4 separate regions of the Homo sapiens genome follow, and regions 2, 3 and 4 are each linked to region 1. Evidence: chromatin loops called from intact Hi-C (ENCODE). Cell type or tissue: heart right ventricle. All regions are shown on one strand.

Region 1 (5,000 bases):
CAGTGGGGGTGTGTGTGGAGCTATCAAAATGCTTTGCAGTTTGCCGAGGAATTACAGGAACTGGCTTTGGTATCTGGAAATGCCTGTCTGCAGAGGGTGGCTGTGGGGTGCAGCTTGATGGCAGGGACCGGGACAGGCAGAGCCAGGGGTGGCTCAGTGGCTTGTTGGCTGGGCCTCGGCTGCTGCTGCTGTGGACAAGTTGACAGGGAACTCAGTGTTAAGGCCTCTGGCTGATTCTTTGGGCCAGTGGATTGTTAAAAAAAAAAAAAAAATCATCTCATCTCCAGCACTTGAGCGCATGCAGCGTTCCAGAGGCCCAGGCTAGGCCCTCCACTCTATTTCTCTTTTTGTCATTGTTTTGAGACAGGGTCTCTGGCCTCCCCTTGTCATCCAGGCTGGAGTGCAGTGGCGTGATCACAGCTCACTGCAGCTTCAACCTCCCAGGCTCAAGCAGTCCTCCCACCTCAGCCACCCGTGTAGCTGGAACTACAGGCTTGCGCCACCACGCCCAGCTAATTTTTAATTTTTTTGTACATGTAGGATCTTGCTATGTTGCCCAGGCTGGCCTCCAATGATTCTCCCACTTCAGCCTCCCAAAGTGCTGGAGTTACAGGCATGGGCCACTGCTCTCGGCCTGGTGGAAGCTTTTAAACCTCTATTGGGCTGGGCATGATGGCTCATGCCTGTAATCCCAGCACTTTGGGAGGCCGAGGTGGGCGGATCACCTGAGGTCTGGAGTTCGAGACCAGCCTGGCTAACATGGTGAAACCTCATCTTTACTAAAAATATACAAATTAGCCAGGCGTGGTGGCATGCGCCTATAATCCCAGTTACTTGGGAGGCCGAAGTATGAGAATAGCTTGAACCGGGGAGGCAGAGGTTGCAGTGAGCCGAGATTTCACTACTGCACTCCAGCCTGGGTGACAGAGCAAGACTCAGTCTCAAAACAAACAAACAAAAAACCTCTGTTGACCTGGCATTCAGCATTTACTTTCACCATGCCAGGGAGCCCTGTGAAGAAAGGCAGGCAGCTGCGGCAGACCTGGTCGGTGCCTGGGCCTTTTTCTCTGGTGTGGTTCTGTTGCTCACTGACCCACTAGGGAAGAAACGGTTTTCTGGCACCTGCTGTCCATATCCTTCGCCCACATGGAGGGGTTGGCCGACAGCAGAAGGATCTTGGAGGAGAGATCACAAAGAACAGCCCCTGCTGGCCGGGCGCGGTGGCTCACACCTGTAATCCCAGCACTTTGGGAGGCCGAGGCGGGTAGATCACGAGGTCAGGAGATCGCGATCATCCTGGCTAACACGGTGAAACCATGTCTCCACTAAAAATACAAAAAAATTAGCTGGGCGTGGTGGCGGGCGCCTGTCGTCCCAGCTACTTAGGAGGCTAAGGTAGGAGAATGGCATGAACCCAGGAGGCAGAGTTTGCAGTGAGCCGAGATTGCACTACTACACTCCAGCCTGGGTGACAGAGCGAGACTTCGTCTCAAAAAAAACAACAACAACAAAAAAAAACAGCCCCTGTCTTCTCTGATCCCCTGTTGGTTCCCAGCCTGCATGTGACAACCGGGGAAGGTGCCGTGCTCCAAAGTCTGGCATGTGAGTCTGGCTGCCTGGTTCCAGCCCCATCTCGTGTCTGCCCCTGACTGGGCGGACTTGGGTGGGGCAGGTGGTCCTTCCTGGGCCCGTTTCCTGGTCCTTGCGTTGGGGAATGGCCTGAGGTTCCGGGGGAACCTTTTGCAGCTCAGACACCTAGATTCAGCTTGCTGGGGAAGCCTGTGGCAGCCGGGCAGGCAGAACCTCCATTTCTCACCTAACATGCGTGAGTGTGCCCTTGGGGACACAGCAATGACCAAGGCAGATGGGCGTCCCTTCCCTGGTGGCATGGACATTCAAGGTAAAGCTCTCTATATTAGATTTCTTCTCACCCTTTGTCAGATGGTAGTAAGTGTTATGGGGAAACGAAGGCAGGGGAGGAGGGGGCTGGGTGGAGCAGCTGCTGTGGGGAGAGAGATCTGCAGGAGGTGGGGATGCTGTGTGACTTGAGAGAGTAGCTTGCCCTCTCTGGGCTCCTGCCTGTGTGTGCTGGGGGAACGATGGCGCCCACTGCCCCTGGTGCTGTCTTTGCCACATCATTCCTTGGGGACTTCTGCCCACCAGCTGCTCAGACCGTAGCTGTGCTGGCTATGCTCTTCCTGTGCAGGTATTGACTCTGAGTCCTCATACAGCCTGTTATGATGCGCATTTTACAGATCAGTAGACTGAGACCTGGGCAGGCCCTCTGACTACAGACTGAGCTCATTACTGCACACAGCGTGCTGCCAGTACATGCTGGGCTCTGGGGTGCTGGAGCCGCAGGTCCTGGCCCCATCAATACAATCCAAAGTGAGCTGGCTCTGATGAGGAAGAGGCCAAGATGCCCCACTCAGGGAAGTCTTCCTGGGAGAGGTGGTAGCCAGGCAGACCTGGGAGTAGGAGGAGGTAGGGCTGGGCTTTGTAGACACCACACTTGGTGGGACAGAGGCCTGCTAGGGAGAGGGCCTGTGTCCTTGCCACCAGCCCATCTTCCACGCCATGTCCCCCTGCACTCTTTGAAGGGAGATGGTCTCTTTTGGGGCTAAGCTGGGGTCCTGGAGCCAGAAGAGAACTGAGATTTGCTGTGGGGGGTTGGGAGCTGTTCCATTTTTAGTGGCTGCTACAGGAAGAGCGGCCGAGTGTTTCCCCTTGTCCCTGCAGAAGGCTGGAGTGTAACTGTCCTTGGGAACTGGGTCAGCTGATAGCAGGGCTGGGGGTGGGGGTGGGGATCCTGAATCCTCCAGCAGATGTCCTCATTGCCCTGATCTGGGTGGCCAGTGCCTGTGCTGGACACGGTCCTCAGTCATCGGAGCCCACTGAGTCTCCCCCTGACCCTGCAGAGAATTTCAAAGAGGCGAAGTTCCTTCCAGTGGCCTCACAAAGGCTATCTGGCTTAGGAGCCATTACCTGAAGCCAGAATTTCTGAGTTCCAAGTCCCAGCTCCATCACGGAACTTGGCCCAAGGCCCTTAACCCCTCTGGGCCTCAGTTTTGTCATCTTTGAAATGGGGATCTTAGAGATGCCTACCTGTCAAGGGACTTGTGAGGCGCAACGGGACCACACGCAGGGCCTGGCCAGAGTGCCGTAGTTTCTTCGGTTGCCATGATGGGACGGTGAAACTCCTCACACTCTTCTTTCTGCCTTGAAGATTCTAGACCTGGCTGGGTGTTCATCTCCCTTTTTGCCTTTGCTTGAGGCAGTTTATGGCATGGCTGTGTTATTCACGTCGCCAGGTCTCCTCCTGGTGGACGTTGAGGCCATTTTCATTTTTTTACTCTTAAAAACGACAGGGCAGTGCGCATCTTCGCATCTCCGGGGTGGGTCAGGTCTCTGACCTCTTTGCCAGTGTGACTTATTACCCCTTTCTTTCTTTGTTTTTCTTTTTGAGACAGTGTCTTGCTCTGTCGCCAGGCTGGAATGCAGTGGTGTGATCATAGATCATAGCTCACTGCAACCTCCAGCTCCTGGCTCAAATGATCCTCCCACTTCAGCCGATATTAATCCATTTTCATGCTGCTGATAAAGACGTATTTGAGACCGGGCAATTTACAAAAGAAAGAGGTTTAATGGAGTTACAGTTCCACACAGCTGGGCTGGGGAAGCCCCACAATCATGGCAGAAGGCAAGGAGGAGCAAGTCACATCTTATACGGATGGCAGCTGGCAAAGAGAGTGAGAGAGCTTCTGCAGGGAAACTCCTGTTTTTAAAACCATCAGATCTCGTGAGACTTATTCTCTATCACGAGAATAGCACGGGAAAGACCCACCCCCATGATTCATTGATCTCCCACTGGGTCCCTGCTACAACACAAGGGAATTATGGGAGCTACAAGATGAGATTTGGGTGGGGACACAGAGCCAGACCATATCAGCCTCCCAAGTAGCTGGAACTACAGGTGTGCGCCAACATGCCTGGCTAATTTTTTAAATTTCTGTAGAGACGGGGTCTCACTGTGTCACCCAGGCCGGTCTTGAACTCCTGGGCTCAAGTGATCCACCCTCCTCGGCGTCCCACAGTGCTGGATAATAGGCGTGAGCCACTGTGCCCAGCCATTTCCCCCTTATTTTTAGCATCACTACAGTAGCTGTGATCTCTGAGCTTTGGGGATATCCCCTCCCCAACATTTTACTCTGAAAATTCGAACATCTGGAAACGTCAAGGCTTTGTACAGTGGACACCTGTGTACTCGGCAGCCACCTTCCGTGATGAACATGCCTTATATTTGCTTTGTCCTCAATCTGTGATTCGGGACTGGATTTCTCTTGTTTCCTGGTGGGACCCACACTGCTTGTCAATTACTTATTTTGTTCCCCTTCATCCCAGTCTTGCTGTGACTTTCAGATACCCCCGGGTCTTATATACACTCAGGGTTATACCCAGAAAACATTTCTCCTGGGGGATTTGTCTCTAGGTAGGGGGCCCTCTTGAATAGTCAGGGGGAGAAAGAAAGACTCAAGACCAGCTCTGAGGAGGCGGCAGGGGTGCCCCTTCCCTCTACCTTGTGGGCTCCTTGGGGAAGAAGGACAAGTGAGTGCCATGAGAAATACCCCTGGGGATTTTGTGGAGCTGGAATGTGCTGGTGGACCATGAATCCACAAGGACTTGGGCATCGAACTCCCTTGACTGGGACCCACAGCAAGGGAGGCTCTGCAGCATCACCTTAATCAAATGGACTCACCCTCTCTGGGTGATGTATCCTGGTGCTTCCTCTTCTGTTCATCAGTCAATCAACAAATAAATGGCTGGGCGTGGAGGCATATGCCTGTAATCCCAGAAACTTTGGTCATTGGTTATGTCTACCTGTTTATTTTTGGGGGAGGGGGATTCATAATATGTCATGACGTATATTAACAGTTTGCAAAGTGCCACATGGGAACGTAATCTTCAGGATCTGGAAAGAGGCTCAGTCTATTCAGTCTATA
Region 2 (5,000 bases), 50 kb after region 1:
TTTCCCCAGTGCCTCTTCTCCCACCCAGGCCCTCGAATCTTCTATGCGAGGCTCTGCCACAGTGGGAAACGGGGTGGTGGAAAATGACACTCACCTGCCGGCGAGTTTGGGGGGCCTGTCTCGACGAGCCGCTCACCCAAGCCCAGCCTAACCAATGTGCAGACTACTGTACACATTGAGAGCCTCCTGAACAGGTAGTCTGAACACTGGGTTGGCGGGGCCGGCTATCCATCCTGCAGAACCCCCCAGGCAGACGCTGGGGCCACCAGGCCAGGCCGTGCCTCAGCACCTCTGAGCAGCCAAGGAAACCACCACTCTTCCCGAGACGATCCGCTCTGTCCCTTCTGACGTGGCAAGGCTGGGGCCGGCTCGCATCTGGAGAAAGTTCTGGGTTTTCAGGAAATCCTAAAGAGTGGGGGAGGCGGAGCAGGAGGCAGGGTTTGGGATCGTGGCTTCTGGGCTCAGGAGGAATGTCTGACTCTTTGGGGGTCGGGGGTGGGGAGGAGGGGCGCACACACACGTGTGTGTGTGTGTGTGCGCGCGCGCGCACGCGTGCGTGCCGGCAGCACCAGGAAGGCGGCCACTGATTTCTCGGCGGAATCGCACTGTAAACAGTTCCAGATGTGGCATTAGCTGGAATGGCCTGTGACTCAGTTACTTGGCCCTGCTGGCTGGAAGCTTCCGGCCGCGTGATATGATAGGGTCAGGGCAGCAAAGGCCCTTGGGCAAACGTCCGAGCCGGGGGCAGGGCTTCTGCAGAGCCCCCTCCCCTAGCCCCTTCTAAAGCCCCCAAAACTCTTCCCCGAAAGGTGGGAGGGACCCAGGCCCTGTGTTACCCAGCCTTGCCTGGGATGACGGGTGCAGGCTTTCTTCATCACCTTCCCTCCCTTGGGTCCGCAGCGGCATCCCTCCCTCCATGGCCACCGGGCCCCTCTCCTATGCTCTGCTCCCTCCATGGCCACCGGGCCCCTCTCCTATGCTCTGCTCCCTCCATGGCCACCGGGCCCCTCTTCCTATGCTCTGCCCTACTTCTTTGCCTAGAGCCTGGCAGGCTAATCCTGGAGCCGCTCACAAGAGCAACCAAAGAAAATCCCGGGTGCTCATGGGCACCAGCTCTGCAGTGGGCACCAAGCTCCTCCATCCTCCTTGGATAGATGAGGAAACTGAGATGAAATGGGAGGTGGCGGGGAAGTGGCTTGCCCGAGGGCACACGGCCAGGAAAGGGCAGGGCTGGCATCACCTCAACCATGCTGAGCTCCTAACGCCCTGAGGCTGAGCCCATGTGCCAAGCCCACTGCTTCATCCTGGCTCCCCTTGCAAAGTCCTGACAGTCCCAGCTGGCCCCCACTTGCCAGGGAGCCCCCGCTGCCTTCTCCACAGTCACTGTGGCTGCTCCTGAACTTGGAGGCGGCAGCCAGGTTAGGCTTTGTGCTGGGGCAGCGCAGTGAGGGGACATGAGAGGAGTTTCCAGAGACGGCCCAGGGAGAAGAAGGGCCAGGGGCACTGTGGGGAGGACTGGGCTTTGGGTCACAGAGACCTGGCCTCTGAAGTCCTGCTGTGGCTTGCGCTGCCTGCCGTGTGGCCTTCGGCAGCCAGCTTCCCTCTCTGAGCTAGGAGGGATCCGTGAACTGAGACCAAGCAGTGCATGGCATGGGTCCCCAAGAGCTGCTGCTGTGGCGGGTGGGCACACACATCACTGGGTGAGTGTGGGACTCCAGGGTGCCACCCCCAGCTCCGTGACTCGCCAGCCCCTTGCCCCTGGCCGAGGGGCCCACCTCTGAGCTGCCTCCCTAGCAGTCTGGACAGCCGTGGCTGGCACTTGGTGCTTCCTGAACAGGGCCAACCTTAGAAAGCAAGTGATAGGGCAGGTGCGGTGGTGCACACCTGTAATCCCAGCACTCTGGGAGGCTCGCTTGAACCCAGGAGTTTAAGACCAGCCTGGGCAACATAGCGAGACCCCATCTCTATTAAAATAATGATAATGATAATAATAAAGAAAGGGAGTAAGGCTTCTGCAGCACCTGGCCCAGGACCTATCCAGCCCCAAGATGTCCTAAAGCGGCCAAGGTTGAAATCCCAGCCCTGCTCCTCTCTGCCTCAGTCTTCCCCTCTGTAAAATGGCATCACAGAGGTAACTCACTCCTAGGCTCGTTTCAAAGATGGAGCCCAGATAAAAGTTCCATTCACTTCGTGCAAGGCGAGGGGCAGTTGTGTTGTGCGTGCCGTCAGCCACATGTCAGCAGTGAACTCAACAGGAGTCCCTGCCCTGGAGAAACTTGAGTCAGTCCAGTGGCAGTCAGCCACCTAGGTCAATAAGCACAGGCAGTCAGGCACCTAGGTCAACAAGCGCAGGATACGTGACGTGTTGTGTGAGGGAAAAGGAGGATGGAGGTGGGGAGGGTGCGGGTAGAGTTAGGGCAGGAGGGAGCCATGCAAGTGTCAGGATCAGGCAGTAGCCCGGTCGTCCGAAGGCCCTGGGGTAGGAACCCAGGTGGGATACTCAGGGAGCATCATGGAGGGCAGCGTGGCTGGGACAGAGTGACGGACGGGGAAGGGCCGGCAGATGGGCTCATATACAGCAGCGACCAGCATTGAGAAGCCCCCGGGGCTGGTGGTGGCGCATGCTACACGCTCTGGCCTGGGGCATCCTGAGTTGTCACGTGGACCGCTCAGGGTGACTCTTTTCCCTCCACCCTCAGGAGAAAGAGAAGAAGTACATGCTGCCTCTGGACAACCTCAAGATCCGTGATGTGGAGAAGGGCTTCATGTCCAACAAGCACGTCTTCGCCATCTTCAACACGGAGCAGAGGTGAGGGGCCCAGGGGCCTGGGGATGGCTCGGGGTGAAGACCAATGGCCTCATTCACACTCCACAACCTTCACTGAGCACTGAGCACCTGGCTGTCAGCAGTCCCTGCCCTTGGGACCCAGCTTTTAGAAAGGGGAGTCACGTGAGAAATAGCAAATGCCAGGGATGCTTCCCGTGCTGGGTCAGAGATGACCTCTCTGGGCAGAGATGAGGATGAAGGCAGGCTCCGAGTCAGTGGGAGCCATGGAGAGTTCTGAGCACAGGGTGACCAGGACCTGGCTCAGGTGCTTGCAGGAGCCCTCTGGTGGCTGAGAGGGAAACAGTATGAGAGGGTGAGAGATGGGGGACGAGGGCAAAGGCCGCTGCCTTGTCCAAGTGGGCGATGATGGGGCCAGAACCCATAGGGAAGGAGGGTGCAGATTCTGGGTAGAAGAGTCAGGCGGAGCCCTGGTGGGCATGGATATGAGAGAGAAAGGCACCAATTGTGACCCTGAGTACGTGGGCCTGAGCTCCTGCACTGCCCAGCTGCTGCCATTGGCCGAGGTGGGGAAGGCAGCGGCAGGTAGGCCTGGAGACAGCCAAGAGCTCCATTTAGGCCATGCCAAGGGAGAGGGTGCATCAGGGAGGCACCTGGGTAGATCGAGGAGTGTGATGTCCAGGAACGAGCTCCAGTCTGGGATGTGAACTGGGCAGTCACCATTGCGTGGATGGTATTTCAAGGAACGAAACCAGATGAGCTCCCAGGAGAGTGAAGCTGGAGAATGGGAGGCCCCAGGAAGCTCACAGTACATCTGTCCCATGAGGCGTAGCTGGAGACTTTAGCAGAGACACTGCTCTCAGGAAGAAACCCAGCTGGCAGGAGGGCTCTTCCCATGCTCACACAATCACGCTCATCCAGGAAGCAGGGCCCACCTGAGTCAGGGATTAGCTGTCAGTAAAGGCCCGGTGGTACCCTGAGACCTGTAGGCAGGCACTGACGTCCTCCCTGCTGGCCCCAGAACCTCCTTGCCTACTGCTTGGCTACACCCACCAACTCCAGCTGAGTCTCCTGGTTCCCTCCTGCTTTGCTCTGGCTGGCCTAAAGCTCGAGACCCATTTGTCCACCAGCTGGCCGTGAAAACCTTCATAGCTCTTCTAGGCTTGCCCCTGGCCATATGACACCTGGCAGCTGTCCCAGGTCCCTGAGCCGTGTGCCTCCTGTACAGGGAGGGTGACAATATTATCTGATATATCTTTTAAGAGCAGGTTCAGGAAACCCAGAGTAGTAGCTGCAAAAACAAGATAAGATGGTTGATAGTTTTTTGTGTAAATTAAGTCCAGACTTTAGTATCCCGGGCAAAGTGGAGCAGCTCCACAGGCATCAGGGTCCAGGCCCTGCATGTTCCTCAGGATTCCACCTGATATGCAGAAGCCGAGCTCTGCGGTGGGACAGGCCTGCCATGAAATCCTGACTTTTTTTTTAAACGGAGTTCCGCTGTTGTTGCCCAGGCTAGAGTGCAATGGTGCGATCTCAGCTCACCGCAACCTCTGCCTCCTGGGTTCAAGCGATTCTCCTGCCTCAGCCTCCCAAGTAGCTGGAATTACAGGCATGCACCACCACGCCTGGCTAATTTTTTATTTTTAGTAGAGACGGGGTTTCTCCATATTGGTCAGGCTGGGCTCGAACTCCCAACCTCAGGTGATCCACCCACCTCGGCCTCCCAAAGTGCTGGGATTACAGGTGTGAGCTACTGCACCTGGCCCAAAACCCCGACTTCTACTTCTTTGTCCAAAATGGCTGCCCAGACTCCAGCCATTGTGATGATGTCCCAGGCAGCAGCAGGAAGGAGAGGAGGAGCTACAAGGGCATGCCTCTCCCCACACAACCTCATCCAGAGGTCGTTCGGGGCAGCCACTTGCTGACCACAAACCCAACTCTCACTTAAAGGCTTTGTGGGCAGCTTGGCTGTCTTAACCACACCTGGATGTGGGACAGGAAAATGTGCGTGGCATGTGGCACGGGGCCTGGCCTGTAGACCACCATCTGCAAGCACTGTTTAGCATCCATTCCATTTATCTCCCAGCTTTGAGACCCTGGTTCTTTTTTCTTTTTCTTTTTCTTTTTTTTTTTTTTTTGAGATGGAGTCTTCCTCTGTCACCCACCCAGGCTGGAGTGCAGTGGCATGATCTCAGCTCATTGTAGCCTCCACCTC
Region 3 (5,000 bases), 89 kb after region 1:
TTTCTTTTTGAGACAGAGTCTTGCTCTGTCACCCAGGCTGGAGTTCAGTGGCGCCATCTCAGCTCACTGCAACCTCCGCCTCCCGGGTTCAAGTGATTCTCCTGCCTCAGCCTCCTGAGTAAGTGGGACTACAGGCACGTGCCAGCACGCCTGGCTAATTTTTTGTATTTTTAGTAGAGACGGGGTTTCACAGTGTTAGCCAGGATGGTCTCGATCTACTGACCTAGTGATCCACCTGCCTTGGCCTCCCAAAGTGTGGGGATTACAGGCGTGAGCCACTGCGCCTGGCCAATTATTTATATTTTTAATATAGACAGAATTTCCCTGTGTTGGCTAGGCTGGTCTTGAGCCCCTGGCCTCAAGTAATCCACCTGCCTCAGCCTCCCAAAGTGTTGGGATTACAGGCATGAATCACCGCACCTGGCCTAAGATATCTATCCTATGCAATGCTAGCCAGAGGAGTAAACCTCTTTTCCCAGTGGTACCACCAAAGTCCCAGAGTTAGCTCTCATTGGCTCCACTTGGGTTACATGCTCATCCTGAACCAATCACAATAGCCAGGAGCGGGGGATAGGCTAATTGGCCAGACACAAAGTTTGCTAAGTCTCTTGGGTCCAGCTGCATTCATGTTCTTTGGTTGGGGGTTATGGGGTAAGGGCTGGCTACTCAAAGGTAACCTGGAGAGACGACACTGACCTGCCCACTCTCTTTTCTGATTTTCCTCCAGTGCCCACTTGGATCTTGGTGCTCTCCCTGAGCCTGGCTGGTGCCCTCTTCCTCCTTGCTGGGCTGGTGGCTGTTGCCCTGGTGGTCAGAAAAGGTAACAGCACGCAAAGCCTGGCACACAAGTTGCCAGTTGACAACTTCTGGAACGTGAAGATGTGCTTACACTCACAACTCACACCATTTTGTTTTCAGGTTCAGTAATTTGTTCATCACACCCCTTTTAAAAGTATTTATTTATTTATTTATTATTTTTCTTTTCAGACAGAGGCTCGCTCTGTCGCCCAGGCTGGAGTGCAGTGGCACGATCTCGGCCCACTGCAACCTCCGCCTTCGAGGTTCAAGCAATTCTCCTGCCTCAGCCTCTCAAGTAGCTGGGATTACAGGCGTGCACCACCATGCCTCGCCAATATTTGTATTTTTAGAAGAGATGTGGTTTTGCCATGTTGCCCAAGCTGGTCTGGAACTCCTGACCTCAGGTGATCCGCCCACCTCGGCCTCCCAAAGTGCTGGGATTATAGGCATGAGCCACAGTCCCCGGCCTAAAAATTTTTTATTTGGAGACTCAGTCTGTCACCCAGGCTGGAGTGCAATGGCAGGATCATAGCTCGCTGCATCCTTGACCTCCTGGGCTCAAGCAGTTCTCCTGCCTCAGCCTCCCAAGTAGCTGGGACCACAGGTGCGTGCCACCACATGCAGCTAATTATTTATTTATTTTTTTTAGGACAGGGTCTTGCTGTGTTGCCCAGGCTGGGTAACTCCTGGGCTCAAGCAATCCTCCCACCTCAGCCTCCCAAAAGTCCTGGGACCACAGGCACACACTACCACACCTGGCTAATTTTTAAAAAATATTTTTTGTTGAGATAGGGTCTTGCTATATTGCCCAGGCTGGTCTTGAACTCCTGGGTTCAAGTGATCTTCCTGCCTCAGCCTCCCAAAATGCTGGAATTACAGGCATGTGCCACCATGCCCAGCCAAATTATGTGTGTTTGTGTGTGTGTGTATGTGTGTGGGTATATATGTGTGTGTATGTATATATATATGTGTGTATATATATACATACACACACACACACATACATATATATATATATATATATATATATATTTTTTTTTTTTTTTTTTTAAGATGGAGTCTTGCCCTGTCACCCAGGCTGGAGTGCAGTGAGGCGATCTCGACTCACTTGCTCTGTTGCCAGCCTGGAGTGCAGTGGCACAATCTCGACTCAGTGCAACCTCCGCCTCCCAGGTTAAAGTGATTCTCCTGCCTCAGCCTCCCGAGTAGCTGGGACTACAGGTGCGTGCCACCACACCCAGCTAACTTTTGTATTTTTAGTGGAGACAGGGTTTCACCATGTTGTCCAGGATGGCCCAGCACTTTGGGAGGCCGAGGTGGGCAGATCGCGAGGTCAGGAGTTTGAGACCAGCCTGGGCAATATGGTGAAACCCCATCTCTAATGAAAACACAAAAATTAGCCGGGCGTGGTGGTGTGCACCTGTAGTCCCAGCTACATGGGAGGGTGAGGCAGAAGAATCGCTTGAACCTGGGAGGCAGAGGTTGCAGTGAGTCAAGATCATACCACTGCACTCCAGCCTGGGCGACAGAACGAGACTCTGTCTCAAAAAACAACAAAAAAAGAAAGAAAGAAAGAAAGAAAGAAAGAAAGAAAGAAAAATCTGAGGCCTTCCAGGCTGGGTGGGGTGGCTTGCCTGTAATCCCAGCACTTTGAAAGGCCGAGGCAAGTGGATCACTTGAGGTCAGGAGTTCGAGACCAGTCTGGCCAACATGACGAACCCTCTTCTCTACTAAAATACAAAAATAGCCTGGCCTGGTGATGCACACTTGTAATCCCAGCTACTCGAGAGGCTGAGGCAGGAGAATTGCTTAAATCCAGGAGGCAGAGGTTGCAGTGAGCCAAGATTGAGCCACTGCACTCCAGCCTGGGTGAAAGAATGAGACTCTGTCTAAAAAAAAAAAAAAAAAAAAAAAAAACAGAAATTGCCGGATACAATTAGGACCAAAATCTAACACATGCTCATTTCTTTTTTGTTCCAGTTAAACTCAGAAATTTACAGAAGAAAAGGTGAGATCATCCCTGGAGACCCACAGAGGGTGGTTTGGGGAAAGAAGGACACTTCCCTGGCAGGGTGGGCACTCCATGCCCCCCACAAACAGCGCCTCCTGGTGGGCATGCTGCGTAATAGGAACAGGAGCCATTTATTAAGTGCCTCCTGTGTGCTGGAGGACTGAGCTGGGACTCTCTGAAGCTGGAGCTCCTTATCCTTATGGCAGCCCTGGAAACAGGCACCATGAATAGCCCTATTTTACAGAAGAGAGGACTGAGGCTCAGCACTCAGTCACAGAGTGAGCAGTTTGCCCAGGGAGAGGCCCTTCCCCACACCCCTTTACCTCCAGCTGCCAGAAAACGGTCACAATCACTCTAGACACCCACAGTCAGTTTCTAAAGAATGCCCCTGGGGTTGTGCAGTGCCCAATTGCACTGTAGGTGATGGCCCAGGTTCCTGGGCACCAGGATGTCCTAACTGGCCCTGGCCTCAGTTTCTCTCCTCCGAGAGTGGGGAGACATCCTGCTGCCTGGAGATGAAAACCTGCTCTGGGGATTGAATCCCAGCTTCACCTGGCTGTGGGCCTCCTAACCAGGAGAATATATATATGTTTTTTTTTTTTTTTTTGAGATGGAGTTTCACTCTTGTTGCCCAGGCTGGAGTGCAATGGCCTGATCTCTGGCTCACCGCAACCTCTGCCTCCTGCGTTCAAGCAGTTCTCCTGCCTCAGCCTCCTGAGCAGCTGGGATTACAGGCATGTGCCACCACACCCGGCTAATTTTGTATTTTTAGTAGAGACGGGATTTCTCCATGTTGGTCCGGGTGGTCTTGAACTCCCAACCTCAGGTGATCCGCCCGCCTGTGCCTCCCAAAGTGCTGGGATTACAGGCATCAGCCACCGTGCCTGGCTTTTATATATGTGTGTGTGTGTGTGTGTGTGTGTGTGTGTGTGTATGTGTGTGTGTATATGTGTGTGTGTGTATGTATGTGTGTGTGTGTATGTATGTGTGTGTGTGTGTGTGTATATATATATATATATATATATATATATATATATATTTTTTTTTTTTTTTTTAGACGGAGTCTCACTCTGTCGCCCAGGCTGGAGTACAGTGGCGCAATCTCGGCTCACTGCAACCTCCGCCTCCTGGGTTCAAGCGATTCTCCTGCCTCAGACTCCTGAGTAGCTGGGACTACAGGCACATGCCACCACACCTGGCTAATTTTTGTATTTTTTAGTAGAGACGGGGTTTCACTGTGTTGTCCAGTCTGGTCTTGAACTCCTGACCTCAAGTGATCCACCTGCCTCAGCCTCCCAAAGTGCTGGGATTACAGGCGTGAGCCACTGCGCCTGGCCCAAGAGAATTTCCATGTTTTTTTCTTCCCCCGGCCAAGGGGCTGTCCCACAGTGTGACAGCTCCAGAAATCAGGATGTTACTGCTCTTCTGTGGGGAAGACCCATGGGTCAGTGGGTGGGGAGCAAAGGCTACATTTTGGGTGTGGTTTGGGGCCAGGGCTTTCCCGATCAAGCCTCCTGACTCAAGGGGCAACCCTGATCCCTGTCACTTTCTCCTGAATTCCTTTGCAGAGATCGAGAATCCTGCTGGGCCCAGATTAACTTCGACAGCACAGGTCTGTGCCTCCACACTCCTGACTCCAGTGGGGAAAGGATTACACCTCCAAATGCCATCAGGCCTCATCACACACCAATCAAATTTCTTCTGTGACTGCTTGTTCCCTTTAGGGTCAAAACACACCCTCGCCACCTCTTCCCCTGGGTTCTCACCTTCTCTCCTTTGACTTAACCTAAAGGTCACCTCCTCTGGGAAGCCTTCCCTGACTCCCTAGACAGGGTCTGTGCCTGCTACTTACAGGACCCCAGGTCCGACCATTCTTCTTACCCCTCGGTAGAAATACAATTAGGCGGCCAGGCGCGGTGACTCACAACTGTCATCCCAGCACTTTAGGAGGCTGAGGCAGGCAGATCACGAGGTCAGGAATTCGAGATCAGCCTGGCCAACATAGTGAAACCCCGTCTCTACTAAAAATACAAAAAAATTAGCAGGGTGTGGTGGCGGACACCTGTAATCCCAGCTACTTGGGAGGCTGAGGCAAGGAGAATCATGTGAACCTGGGAGGCGGAGGTTGCAGTCAGCTGAGATTGCGCCACTGCACTCTAGCCTGGGCAACAGAGCCAGACTCCATCTCAAA
Region 4 (5,000 bases), 95 kb after region 1:
TAATTTTTTGTATTTTTTTAGTAGAGATGGGATTTCACCATGTTAGCCAGGATGGTCTCGATCTCCTGACCTCGTGATCTGCCCGCCTCAGCCTCCTAAAGTGCTGGGATTACAGGCATGAGCCACCGCGCCCAGCCTGTTTTTTTTTTTTTTTTTTTTTGAGACAGAGTCTTGCTCTGTCACCCAGACAGGAACGCAGTGGCGCAATCATAGCTCACTGCAGCCTCGACCTCCTAGGCTGAAGTGATCCTCCCCTCTCAGCCTCCTGAGTAGCTGGGACCACAGGCATACACCACCACACTCAGCTACTTTTTAAATTTTTTTTTCTAGAGACAAAAAATTATGTTGCCCAGGCTGGTCTTGAACTCCTGGGCTCAAGTGATCCTCCCTCCTTGGCCTTCCAAAGCGTTGGGATTACAGCCGTGAGCCACCTCACCTGGCTAGAAGTGATGTTTAAGCAGAGACCTACAAGAATGGGTAATGGAGGCCGGGTGTGGTGGCTCACACCTGTAATCCCAGCATTTTGGGAGGCCGAGGCAGGCAGATCTCTTGGGGCAAGGAGTTCAAGACCAACCTGGCCAACATGGTGAATCCCTATCTCTACTAAGAATATGAAAATTAGCTAGGTGTAGTGGTGCATGCCTGTAATCCCAGCTATTAGGAGGCTGAGGCAGGACAATCACTTGAACCCAGGAGGCGGAAGTTGCATTGAGCCGAGATCCTGTCATTGCACTCCAGCCTGGGCAACAGAGTGAGACTCCTTCTCAAAAACAAGAAAAAAAAAATGGGTGATGGAGCAATTGGAGGAGAGCCTGGGGAGGAGGAGGAGCTGGCAGGTGCTCCTTCTGGAAGGCCTGAGATAAGACACCCATTTTCCTGAGGGCAGTGAGAGATACCCCTAGGAAGACTGTGTGTAGAAGGACTTGGTTCACTTTGTAGCTGTGAACAGTTCACCGTGCAGAATGGGTTGGAAAGGCGCCATAGAGGATGCTGGGAGATGGACCCCAATTGCTTCCCTGTGGGCTGGGGGGCAGTGCGGGGATGGCAGGGAGCAGGGAAGTTACAACTGGCCCCCAATCCTGGGTTTTCTTTCTCTTTCTGTTTCAGACATGTCCTTCGATAACTCCCTGTTTACCGTCTCCGCGGTGAGTGGTTCTTTTTCTTGGAACCGGTTTTCTGCTGACCGTCCTACCGGGAGAACGGGGCGGGCTCAAGGGGCACCACGAGGCTAAGTTGACCTGCTGTCTCTAAGCTGCGGGGGGGCTAGGAAAAGCCCAGAATCACTGAACAGGGACTCAGTAGTGAGCCGAGAGTTGGCTGTGAAAAAATCCCAGGGGGTGTGTTAATTGAAGGTGGTGACGTCAGGCTGTCTTGTGGCCACAGGCAGGCAGGCCCCTTGGTGGTATGTCCTGGCCTGGTCAGTGCTGCCTTTGGTCTCAGTCATGACAGCCCCTCAGAATGGTGACAGAGGATTCAGGGTGACCTGGTGGCCTCTCATAGAGGCTTGTGACAATCTGTGTCACAATCTGTGACAGGCTGTGGTCGGTCCCCTCTGGGTATAAAGAAAAGCATGAAGTTGCTGGGTGCGGTGACTCACGTCTGTAATCCCAGCACTTTGGAAGGCCGAGGCGGGTGTGGGTCAGGAGTTTGAGACCAGCCTGACCAATATGGTGAAACCTCATCTCTGCTAAATACAAAAAATTAGCTGGGCGTGGTGGTGCATGCTTGTAATCTCAGCTACTTGGGAGGCTGAGACAGGAGAATCACTTGGACCCAGGAGGTGGAGGTAGCAGTGAGCCAAGATTGAGGCATTGCACTCCAGCCTGGGCCACAAGAGCAAAACTCCATCTAAAACAAACAAACAGATAAAAATGAAAAAGTACAAATGCCAAGGCTACCCCAAAATGTAGCTGTGCAGAGAGTCCCATAGACCCAGGTTTAAATCCCAGCCCTGACACTGTGTGACAATGGGGAACAATATCCCCCAAAAGCAGAGGGAGGGATTTGTTTTTTTTCAAGACAGAGTCTAGCTCTGTCGCCCAGGCTGGAGCACAGTGGTGTGATCTCGGCTCACACAACTTCCGACTCCCGGGTTCAAGCAATTCTCATGCCTCAGCCTCCCGGGCAGCTGGGATTACAGGCACATGCTACCACACCCAGCTGATTTTTGTATTTTTAGTAGAGACGGGGGTTTCACCATGCTGGCCAGGCTGGTCTCAAACTCCTGACCTCAGGTGATCCACTGGGATTACAGGTGTGAGCCACCATGCTGGCTGGCTGCGGAAGCTGCTTTAGACAGGAGATCAGGAAAGTCTGAGATGGGTGACAAGCAGGAGGTGGGGAAGATTGGGGATGATTGATCCAGGCTGAGGACACATTTTTGGCACAGCCCAGTAAGCTGGGGTGGAGTGAGGAGTCGAAGGGGACCCCATGAAGAACTTTGATTTTACTGCTATTGAGCTGGGATCCCGGAAGGGTTCCTAGTATAGGAGGGAGGGGACCGGATTCAGGTGCACACAGGCGCCCTCTGGTGGCTTCTGCAGGAGGACAGATTTGGGGAAAGCGGGGATCAGTGGAAGGCAGGAGCCTGGAGACTGAAGAGCTGGGCCAAGCGTGCACCAAAGGGTGGGTGGTTTGGTCCAAAATGTTGGCAGTGGAGTTCGAAGAAGTGATCAGATGCAGGTTAGGGGAGATATAGGGGAGAGAAAACACAGAGCTGATTTTTGATGAGGGGGCCAAGGGAGAAGAGGGAGGCCAAGGAGGGTGAGGCTTGGAGGGTCAGGAGTGTGGAGTCAGCCACCTCAACCCATGGCGCCTGGGAGCAGATGGAGAGGGGAGTCTACAGTTCAGGAGAGAGGTCAGTTCTAGAGATAGACTAGGAGTGCCTGGGATACAGATGGTAGGAAGGAAGGGGGCTTGGCACGGGCCTGTGCAGCCCTCTGAGGTCTCTGCTTCCAGAATAAATCCTGAGGCCATAAGAAAAACCCGGCAGGCAGGGCTCAATCTAAACGTTTCCATGAGAATCCACACCGCACAGAACACCAGCCTGGTGATGCCCCCTCTCCCCACTTTTTGAGGTAGTTTTTATTTATTTTTGTTTGTTTTTTGAGATGGAGTCTTGCTCTGTCACCCAGGCTGGAGTGCAGTGGCTTGATCTCACTGCAACCTCCACCTCCTGGATTCAAGCGATTCTCCTGCCTCAGCTTCCCGAGTAGCTGGGATTACAGGCGCCTGCCATCGCGCCCGGCTAATTTTTGTATTTTTAGTAGAGACGGGTTTTCATCATGTTGGCCAGGCTGGTCTCCAACAACCGACCTCAGGTGATCCGCCCGCCTTGGCCTCCCAAAGTGCTGGGATTACAGGCATGAGCCACCATGCCCGGCCTTTTATTTGTTTTTTTACTTTTTTTTTCTTAAATTAAGGACCAGGCGTGGTGGCTCATGCCTGTAATCCCATCACTTTAAGAGGCCGAGGTGGGAAGATTGCTTGAGCCTGGGAGGTTGAGTCTGCAGTGAGCTATGATTGCATCACTGCACTCCAGCCTGGGTGACAGAGCAAGACTTTGTCTCAAACAAACAAAAAATTTCCGTATGAAAAGCATTCACATGTCAAAATATACAATAAAGTTTTCTTACTAAGCCATGCCTCTTCATCCATTGGTATTCCTTTCTGCAGACATACAGGTAACCACTGTTAGCAGCTGCACGTGGCAAATACACGCAGAAGTGGATCTGTACCTTCACCCACCACCCCCGCCAATTTTTTTTTGAGACAGGGTCTTGCTCTGTCTCCCACGCTGGAGTGCAGGGGCACCATCATAGCTCACTGCAGCCTTGATCACCTGGGCTCAAAAGATCCTCCAGCCTCAGCCTCCCGAGTAGCTGGGACCACAGACTTCCACCACCATGCCCAGCTAGTTTATTTTTATATATATATTTATTTATTTATTTTTCTTCCTTTTTATTTTTAAATTTTATTTTATTAATTTTTTGAGATGGAGTTTTGCTCTTTCGCCCAGGCTGGAGTAAAGGGATGTCATGATCTTGGCTCACTGCAACCTCCCCCCCTGGGTTCAAGTGATTCTCCTGCCTCAGCCTCCCAAGTAGCTGGGATTATAGGTGCCTGCCACCATGCCTGGCTAATTTTTTTTTTTTTTTGAGACGGACTCTCGCTCTGTCACCAGGCTGGAGTGCAGTGGTGCCATCTTGGCTCACTGCAACCTCAACCTCCCAGGTTCAAGCGATTCTCCTGCCGAGTAGCTGGGATTACAGGCGAGCGCCAGCATGCCCAGCTAATTTTTTTTTTTTTTTTTTTTGTATTTTTAGTAGAAGCGGAGTTTCTCCATGTTTGTCAGGCTAGTCTCGAACTCCTGACCTCAAATGATCCACCTGCCTCAGCCTCCCAAAGTGCTGGGATTACAGGCGTGAGCCACCAGGCCCGGCCTTTTTTTTAAGATACAGTTTCACTTTGTTGCCTAGTCTGGAGTGCAGTGGTACGATCTTGGCTTGCTGCACCCAGGTTCAAGCAATTCTCATGTCTCAGCTTCCCGAGTAGCTTGGATTACAGGCACATGCCACCGCGGCTGGCTAAAGTTTTTTTTTTTGGAGACGGAGTTTCGCAATTATCGTCCAGGCTGGAGTGCAGTGGTGCCATCTGCAGCCTCCACTTCTGGGGTTGAAGCGATTCTCCCACCTCAGCCTCCCAAGTAGCTGGGACTGTAGGTGCCTGATACCACACCTAGCTAATGTTTGTATTTTTAGTAGATACAGGGTTTCACCATGTTGGCCTGGCTCGTCTTGAACTCCTGACCTCAGGTGATCCACCCACCTCAACCTCCCAAAGTGTTGGGATTATAAGCATGAGCCACTGCACCCAGCCTAATTTTTGTATAATTTTTGTATATTTTTAGTAGAGACAAGGTTTCACCAAGTTGGCCAGGCTGGTCTCAGACTCCTGACCTCAAGTGATCTGCCCGCCTCGGCCTCCCAAAGTGCTGGGGT

The links. Peaks named below come from ENCODE experiments on the same cell type or tissue, not always from the same donor. Only the 100,000 strongest peaks of a DNase experiment are listed, where the experiment ranks them.
Region 2: it touches region 1 in a loop (2.0-fold over the local background); 5 of 110 quality-filtered maps call a loop at or near these places.
Region 3: a loop joins it to region 1, with 2.1 times the contacts of the local background. A loop is called at or near these places in 41 of 110 quality-filtered maps.
Region 4: a loop joins it to region 1, with 5 times the contacts of the local background. A loop is called at or near these places in 41 of 110 quality-filtered maps.

Annotation. Positions count from the first base shown.
Region 1 is chr19:10,766,963-10,771,962 of GRCh38, forward strand. All of the region lies in intron 2 of DNM2 (dynamin 2), which reads left to right. Among named protein-coding and RNA genes, the nearest start is that of MIR4748, 11 kb to the right of the region's middle. In heart right ventricle, a CTCF peak has its summit at 2,827; DNase peaks (open chromatin) are centred at 131 and 2,799; H3K4me3 peaks cover 1,360 bases; H3K27ac peaks cover 4,624 bases.
Region 2 is chr19:10,817,281-10,822,280 of GRCh38, forward strand. DNM2 (dynamin 2) reads left to right here. Exons shown (of 21, transcript NM_001005361.3): 16 at 2,700-2,809. MIR199A1 (microRNA 199a-1) reads right to left here and starts at 216; the gene lies at 146-216. In heart right ventricle, a CTCF peak has its summit at 3,120 (motif pointing left); no DNase peak of the experiment used is centred here; H3K4me3 peaks cover 619 bases; H3K27ac peaks cover 381 bases.
Region 3 is chr19:10,855,538-10,860,537 of GRCh38, forward strand. C19orf38 (chromosome 19 open reading frame 38) reads left to right here. Exons shown (of 7, transcript NM_001136482.3): 3 at 728-820; 4 at 2,779-2,806; 5 at 4,378-4,421. Among named protein-coding and RNA genes, the nearest start is that of C19orf38, 9.6 kb to the left of the region's middle. In heart right ventricle, CTCF peaks have their summits at 812 and 2,897 (motif pointing left); no DNase peak of the experiment used is centred here.
Region 4 is chr19:10,862,063-10,867,062 of GRCh38, forward strand. It overlaps C19orf38 (chromosome 19 open reading frame 38), which reads left to right. Exons shown (of 7, transcript NM_001136482.3): 6 at 1,108-1,145. Among named protein-coding and RNA genes, the nearest start is that of CARM1, 7.0 kb to the right of the region's middle. RefSeq lists enhancers at 791-1,639, 2,516-2,635. In heart right ventricle, a CTCF peak has its summit at 2,533 (motif pointing left); a DNase peak (open chromatin) is centred at 2,519; H3K27ac peaks cover 703 bases.